2 separate regions of the Homo sapiens genome follow, and region 2 is linked to region 1. The links are chromatin loops, found by intact Hi-C in ENCODE. Cell type or tissue: PC-3. All regions are shown on one strand. Links, peaks and the distances in the headings refer to the core of each region. The heading gives the core; the rest is flanking DNA.

Region 1 (2,929 bases), core at 301-2,800:
ATATTTAATGCACATATGCATCACAAAGGTAGTAAATTTGAACAACTACATAAGGAGTATGACAAAATATACAGGTATAACAACTATTAATTTCTGTTTATATAAATTTACTCTATACAATTTTCAATGAAATATATACTGTAGTAATTTATCTTTACATCTCGATTTAACATGAAAAATTTTATAAAATATTGTGTCATTCAGCCACTAATGACTTTAGAATAACCCCTTTAAAAATATTTTCTTCATGGTTTTCATACACAAATTTGTAAGGTCAGTATGGTCACAAGAAAACATTTGCTAACAACGTCAAAATTAATCATAAACAGGAGAATAGAGTTTCCTTTGTAGATGATTTTCTGTATTATCCTACTTGTAAAGGAGCCATAAAAGAAAACTGCTCACTAATTGTACATTAAGAAATTATCCCCTGAGTCCTCGTTAATTTCTTCTTGACAGGTTCAGTCACAGTTCCCATAAGATGTCAGAAAAGGTAAGTCAAAAATGAGAAAATGTCAGTTGTGTTCTCATAAATTTCTTTTCAATCAACTCTTTCGTAAATACCTCACTAACTCTATCTCATCTTCAACATTAAAAGGAAAATAAATGTGCTGTGTTGCGCTGTAAGCTTGGCTTATGAAAATAAATTCTCACTTAAGAGAGCTTTGTTTGTGTCATCTACACAGAAGGGACTAAGTGATCAAAATTTTGAGCAGGAATACATGGATAAAAAGTACTAATGAATACCAGGTGGATAAAAAGCACTAATGAATACCAGGTGTTTGATGAGATTCATTTTTTTTTCTTAAATTACGCAAGTGTCAATATACTGCCTACGGAAAAAAATGCTTTAATAACAGAACTATTCTACTCAGCATGGAAGTAACACACTAACTAATTTTCTATAATGACTAGCCCACTGGGACAGAACGATTTATAGTCAGGAGAAACCAGTATAACAAAAGAATAAATTTGGTTTGTCTGAATTGGACTTACTACTGCTTTTAGAATTTTTCTTCTAATCTTTGCAAATGAGATCTATATATCAATCGATCAATCTGTTTATCCTTCTATTTGATATATTTCTATTGCGCTAATATATCTTGCTTTCTTCTTTTTGAGGTATTCATTATCATCATTATTTAACACTCTGAAATTACTTTGAATGTTATAATGTACAGAATAAAAGTAATATAGGAGATAAAGTATGGGGAAAAACAAACACCTACAGTAATTTGAAAGTGTGGAATGTAAACATTTATAAGGTGGCACCAGATTAGTTGTTCTAAAAGAAAATAATTTTGCATAAAGTGTTGTGTGAGCATTGCTAATCGCCTCCTATTTCTTTTGCTCAGTTAAGACAGTTGAAGCAGGGAATATCATGGGGAGCGTATGAGGTGAAAAAATGCAATGCACTTTACACTAAAACTATGCTGAAAGTAAGTTTTGCTGAAAGTAAATTATTAAGAATTTAGAAATTTTTTAAAATAAAATTTGAAAAGCATAATATTAAATATTTTATTAAAGGACACTAAGCTTAGAAATAATGTAGCAAAAAAAGAAGATTTTTAAAAACTTTTTATATTAAAATAAACATGTTTTCTCTAGGATAAGTGGTTATCTAGTGAGATAATAGGAATGATAAAAAATTTTTGTCAATATTAAACAGCTAATATTCAAGAGCTTAGAATATATCTGTGTACATTTCAAATATAGCTCATCCTTAAAAGAATAAAACTACAAAATAATCTGGGAAGTTATTCAAGTCACCAATAGATGGCAGAAGGAATTTATATTTTGGGTTACTTTAAGGACTCTGCCAAGCTATTCCAATAATGCACTGAAAACAATGTTGACTTTAAATTGTTATATTTAACTTTAGTCAGCAACATTCATCAAAGTTAATTGTAAATTTATATACACACATATACATACACATCAATGTATCTATATATTCACGTATTATCTCTCAATTGCTGTGTAACAAATTACTTCAAAACTTCAGAACTTACAACAAACATTTAAACATTTATTATTTCACACAGTTTCTGAGGGTTAGGAATGTGAACATGACTTAGCTGGGTGGTTGTGGCTCAGCATCTCTCATGAAGTTGCACCAAGTTGTCAGTCGTGACTGCAGTCATCTGAAGACACTGGGCAATCTCTTTTCAAACCCATTCCTGTGGCTGATAGAAAGAGGCTTCAGTTCCCAGCTAGGTGGGTCTCCTAATAGGCTATACACAACACACGGATGCTGACCTCACCCAGAGTGAGGGATGAAAGAAAGAGAAAGAGAATGACAGCATAAGCAAGCAAGAGCCCAATGACAATCTCTGCTCAGTGTTTATAACCTAACCTGTAAATTACACAGCGTAACTTCTGCTTAATCAACTGGTTGCATAGACTTACTCGGTGTAAAATTTGGAAGAGGAACTGTACAAATTACAAGGTGGCAGTGGAGAGATGCATCTTGGGTGCTAATAGATATCTATATCCATATCTATATCTATATCTATATCTATCTATATCTCCTCTTCATGTTCAGTTTTGTTATTCTTATACCGCATTCAATATTTCTCTTTCTGTAATTGAAAATACCCTTTTCCATCTTTCTACTCACTAGATTTTTTTCTGTTCTTTTCTTACATTGATCATTCCTTTCTTTCTTTCCTTTCTTCCTTTTGATCAACACTTGCCATGTCCAACAAAAGTGAAATGAGCACATAAGCATAAATATGTAAGAAAAATCCTGGTTTCTTGAATAGAACATTTTTAAAACTTTTGAGAATAGAATGTCAGAGGAAACATTGTTTATTATTCATGGATACAAATGGGCTTTTCTCATCACCAAGGACAATATTTAACATAAAAGTCTTCCTGGATTTCTAATTTACTTCCAGTAAATTCATGACGATCTTCACCTAAGTGT
Region 2 (2,929 bases), core at 270-2,769, 300 kb after region 1:
ATATGCTCTTTCTTTTTAACCTTTTTATAGTGATTCCAAATTATATATATATATAAAATAGGTTGAAGTCTAATATAAAATTACAGAATGACAAGCATGTAATGAATTTTGGAGATAACAGGATAACCTATATATTTTACAAATGATGTGTGTGATGAAAAGGTTTAAATAACTTGCCCTCAGTCACATTGCCATTTAGGACAGTACAAAACCAAGAATCCGCTAGGAGGATATTCTCAATGCTTTTCTGCATGTATTCATCTTTGTTCATGCTTCCCAAAATAGCTCTTTTCCTTTTTTTTTCTTTTCTTTCTTTCTTTCTTCTGTCCCTCTTTTTAAAGACAGTGAAAAAATGAGAAAATGATTTGGCTTTCCTTTCCATCTTTCAAAGGAAGGTTTGTTTTCTAGTTTTATTCCCTCAGGTTTTTCAATAATATTATGACTGCTTTAATTGAATTCATAGTCCAAAACATTATGATCACTGGAGTAAACTGAAAAATTATGTCCATTATACAAACAACATAGGTCTTGGTGGAATTTTATAAGCATACATCATGTACTCTCTATATTGCTAAAGTGAACTATCAAGATTTCTCTGACATTTCAGCACATTGGCATGAAGCAGACCAAAGTGTGCTATGCGATGTTCCCAAAAGAAGCATATCATGTGCGCCGTAGCCAGCCTAAGTTCAAGTTATACAGTTGGCTCCATTGTAATTGTAATTGTGCAACACCCATCTGCCCCCACAGATCATCTTTCCTGACATATCATGGTGTCTGCCACCTTTATTAAAATGACTTTGGGAATTGAAGAACTCATAATACATGCATGTATGGGTATATCTGTGCAAAAAGTCATGGCACTTGACACTTACAAATGCAAAATCAGTAGTTGTCTGAGAAAACAAAAACATTGCAGATTACCCAAAATGCAAAACTTGTAGTCAAGGTGTGTTGGAGAAATAGTACTGGGGATTGTACGTTCAGAAAAGAAATGGGCAATTTCTGGAATAAAGCCATAGAGAAAGTTTTATGTGGGTGTGAATCAGAATAAAAAAATGTTCCTTCCCTCAAGCAAAAACACCATAGTTTTTTCCTCTGTTATTTCTTCTTTTTTAAGTAACTAGAAAGAAGCAGTTTGGGGGTATGGGTCCACAAAGTAAATAGACTTCCTCAAATAACTTCTTAATATTAGAGAAAATAAAATGCATTATTTTTCCTGATGGGGAAATAAGTAAGTGTATTCCTTTGATTAGAGTCCCTGAAAAATGCTTGTGAGTGGATCCAGTGCTAGATGATATCAGACTCCTGGCATATGATGACACATATCAGTGTGTATGCATTCTGATGGAAAGCAATGTGTGAAATGCTATGACATTATTTGAATAAACAACCTTTTTTATTAAACATGCTTTATCCAACTTAAGAAAATTTAAGCTTAGTTTTAGATACCCACTTCTCTGTCCAAGTAAGTCATGATAGCTGTAGGTGGGACATGTGCATGGAATGTGAATAATCACCCTTCTGGATGATTGATTGCTTCAGTTCACTGAAAGTGTTTGTTTACAAGTTTAAGCAGTCTGTGGAATTTGGCATGACAGGCCCCCTTTCTCTTGCCTTCAAGGAGGCTAGAGCTTCACTGGGACAAGAAATATCACAAATACTGAGAGAATTGCTAAAGGCTATGTAAAGCTTCCAGCATAGCCCATCTTTCATAGAAATATTGATATAGTAGACATAATAAATATTGCATAACCTTCATAATTTTGGCAGTGGAAGTTGAAGCTGATAACTTTCACTTTTTATTATTTAATTTTTTTCCCTCTGGAATCTCCAAGTCTATACAGTTTGAGGATTTGTTTAAATCATGAGAATGAATAAGGAAGGTTCTGTAGGTTTTATAGGAACGCATATGAAGTATAATATATACTATGGAGCACTCGTATTTTTTTTCCTTAAGATTCTGTTTAGAAATGATGGTTAGCGCTGCAAGCTTTCACGTTTTCTCTCAGTGCTCAGAATTTTTTTTTTTTTCTTCCAGGCAAGTTTCTGCAGCAGCGACTCCCTCCAGAGGCTCCGTGAACCGAGGGAAGGGAGTAGGAACACCAAATACGGATCCGTTCAAATAACCAAATGGCAGGGAGAGGCAGCAAAGTTTGGGCAGGAAGATGAAAAGGATTGGAGATGTTTTCAAGAATGGTTGAATAGATTCATTCTATTTCTCCGTCTCCTCCCCACCCGCCTCCCACTCGGTCCTCTCCGTGCTCCACTGCCCCCTCTCTCCGCCCCGTCTTCCTTCCAGAGCTGTGCCCGCAGCGATCTTAGAGTGCGCAGAAACGGCAGTCCCCGCGAAGGCAAAGGCTCCAGCACCGTCAAAGCGTTTAGTTTCTACTGGACTGGTTGAGAATACATCCTGAAGTCCAAAGATGCCCACGCTGACGTTAAGCCTGAATTTTGTTGCCCCGATTGCCGCAGCTGACTCTAGCAGAAGCCCAGTCAAGGGGGCGGCCCCTCACCTCTCGGCGAGTTGATATGCAAAATAGTTACGTCAGATGGTGGGGGCGGGGCACCCCCGGGTTGAGTGGCAGCAGCTCCTGCCTAGGGAGGAGGAGCGAGAATCAGCCTGGTTCAGTGACTGAGACAAACTGGAGGTGAAAGGAGCTGGTACTGTCCACTGTGCTGTCGGTGCTGAACCTGAGACGCGAGCGGACCAGTTGCTCCAGCACCTGAAGGCAACGCCCTCTTGCACCCTCTGTGCCCTGTGGGACCCGCTTCACCAACAGGACCCATATCAACTTGACAAAGGAGTGTGGTATCGGACGTGGGAGAGAGTCCTCTGTTTGCCACCTGGGCGCTCATTCAGGCGTGACTTTGGAGATTTCTATAGTTTTAGACCAAACTATTTTTTTTTCCCCAGCTAAGACGATCT

The links. A loop is a pair of places that touch in the nucleus more often than their neighbours do. Peaks named below come from ENCODE experiments on the same cell type or tissue, not always from the same donor. Only the 100,000 strongest peaks of a DNase experiment are listed, where the experiment ranks them.
Region 2: it touches region 1 in a loop (5-fold over the local background); 3 of 110 quality-filtered maps call a loop at or near these places.

The regions. Positions count from the first base shown.
Region 1 is chr4:162,461,013-162,463,941 of GRCh38, reverse strand. LOC124900804 (a long non-coding RNA gene) reads right to left here. Exons shown (of 2, transcript XR_007058353.1): 2 at 2,009-2,186. Among named protein-coding and RNA genes, the nearest start is that of FSTL5, 300 kb to the right of the region's middle. In PC-3, for the core only: a CTCF peak has its summit at 1,777 (motif pointing right); no DNase peak of the experiment used is centred there.
Region 2 is chr4:162,163,702-162,166,630 of GRCh38, reverse strand. FSTL5 (follistatin like 5) reads left to right here and starts at 2,631. Exons shown (of 16, transcript NM_020116.5): 1 at 2,631-2,929. RefSeq lists an enhancer at 2,368-2,477. In PC-3, for the core only: no CTCF peak of the experiment used is centred there; no DNase peak of the experiment used is centred there; H3K4me3 peaks cover 1,060 bases.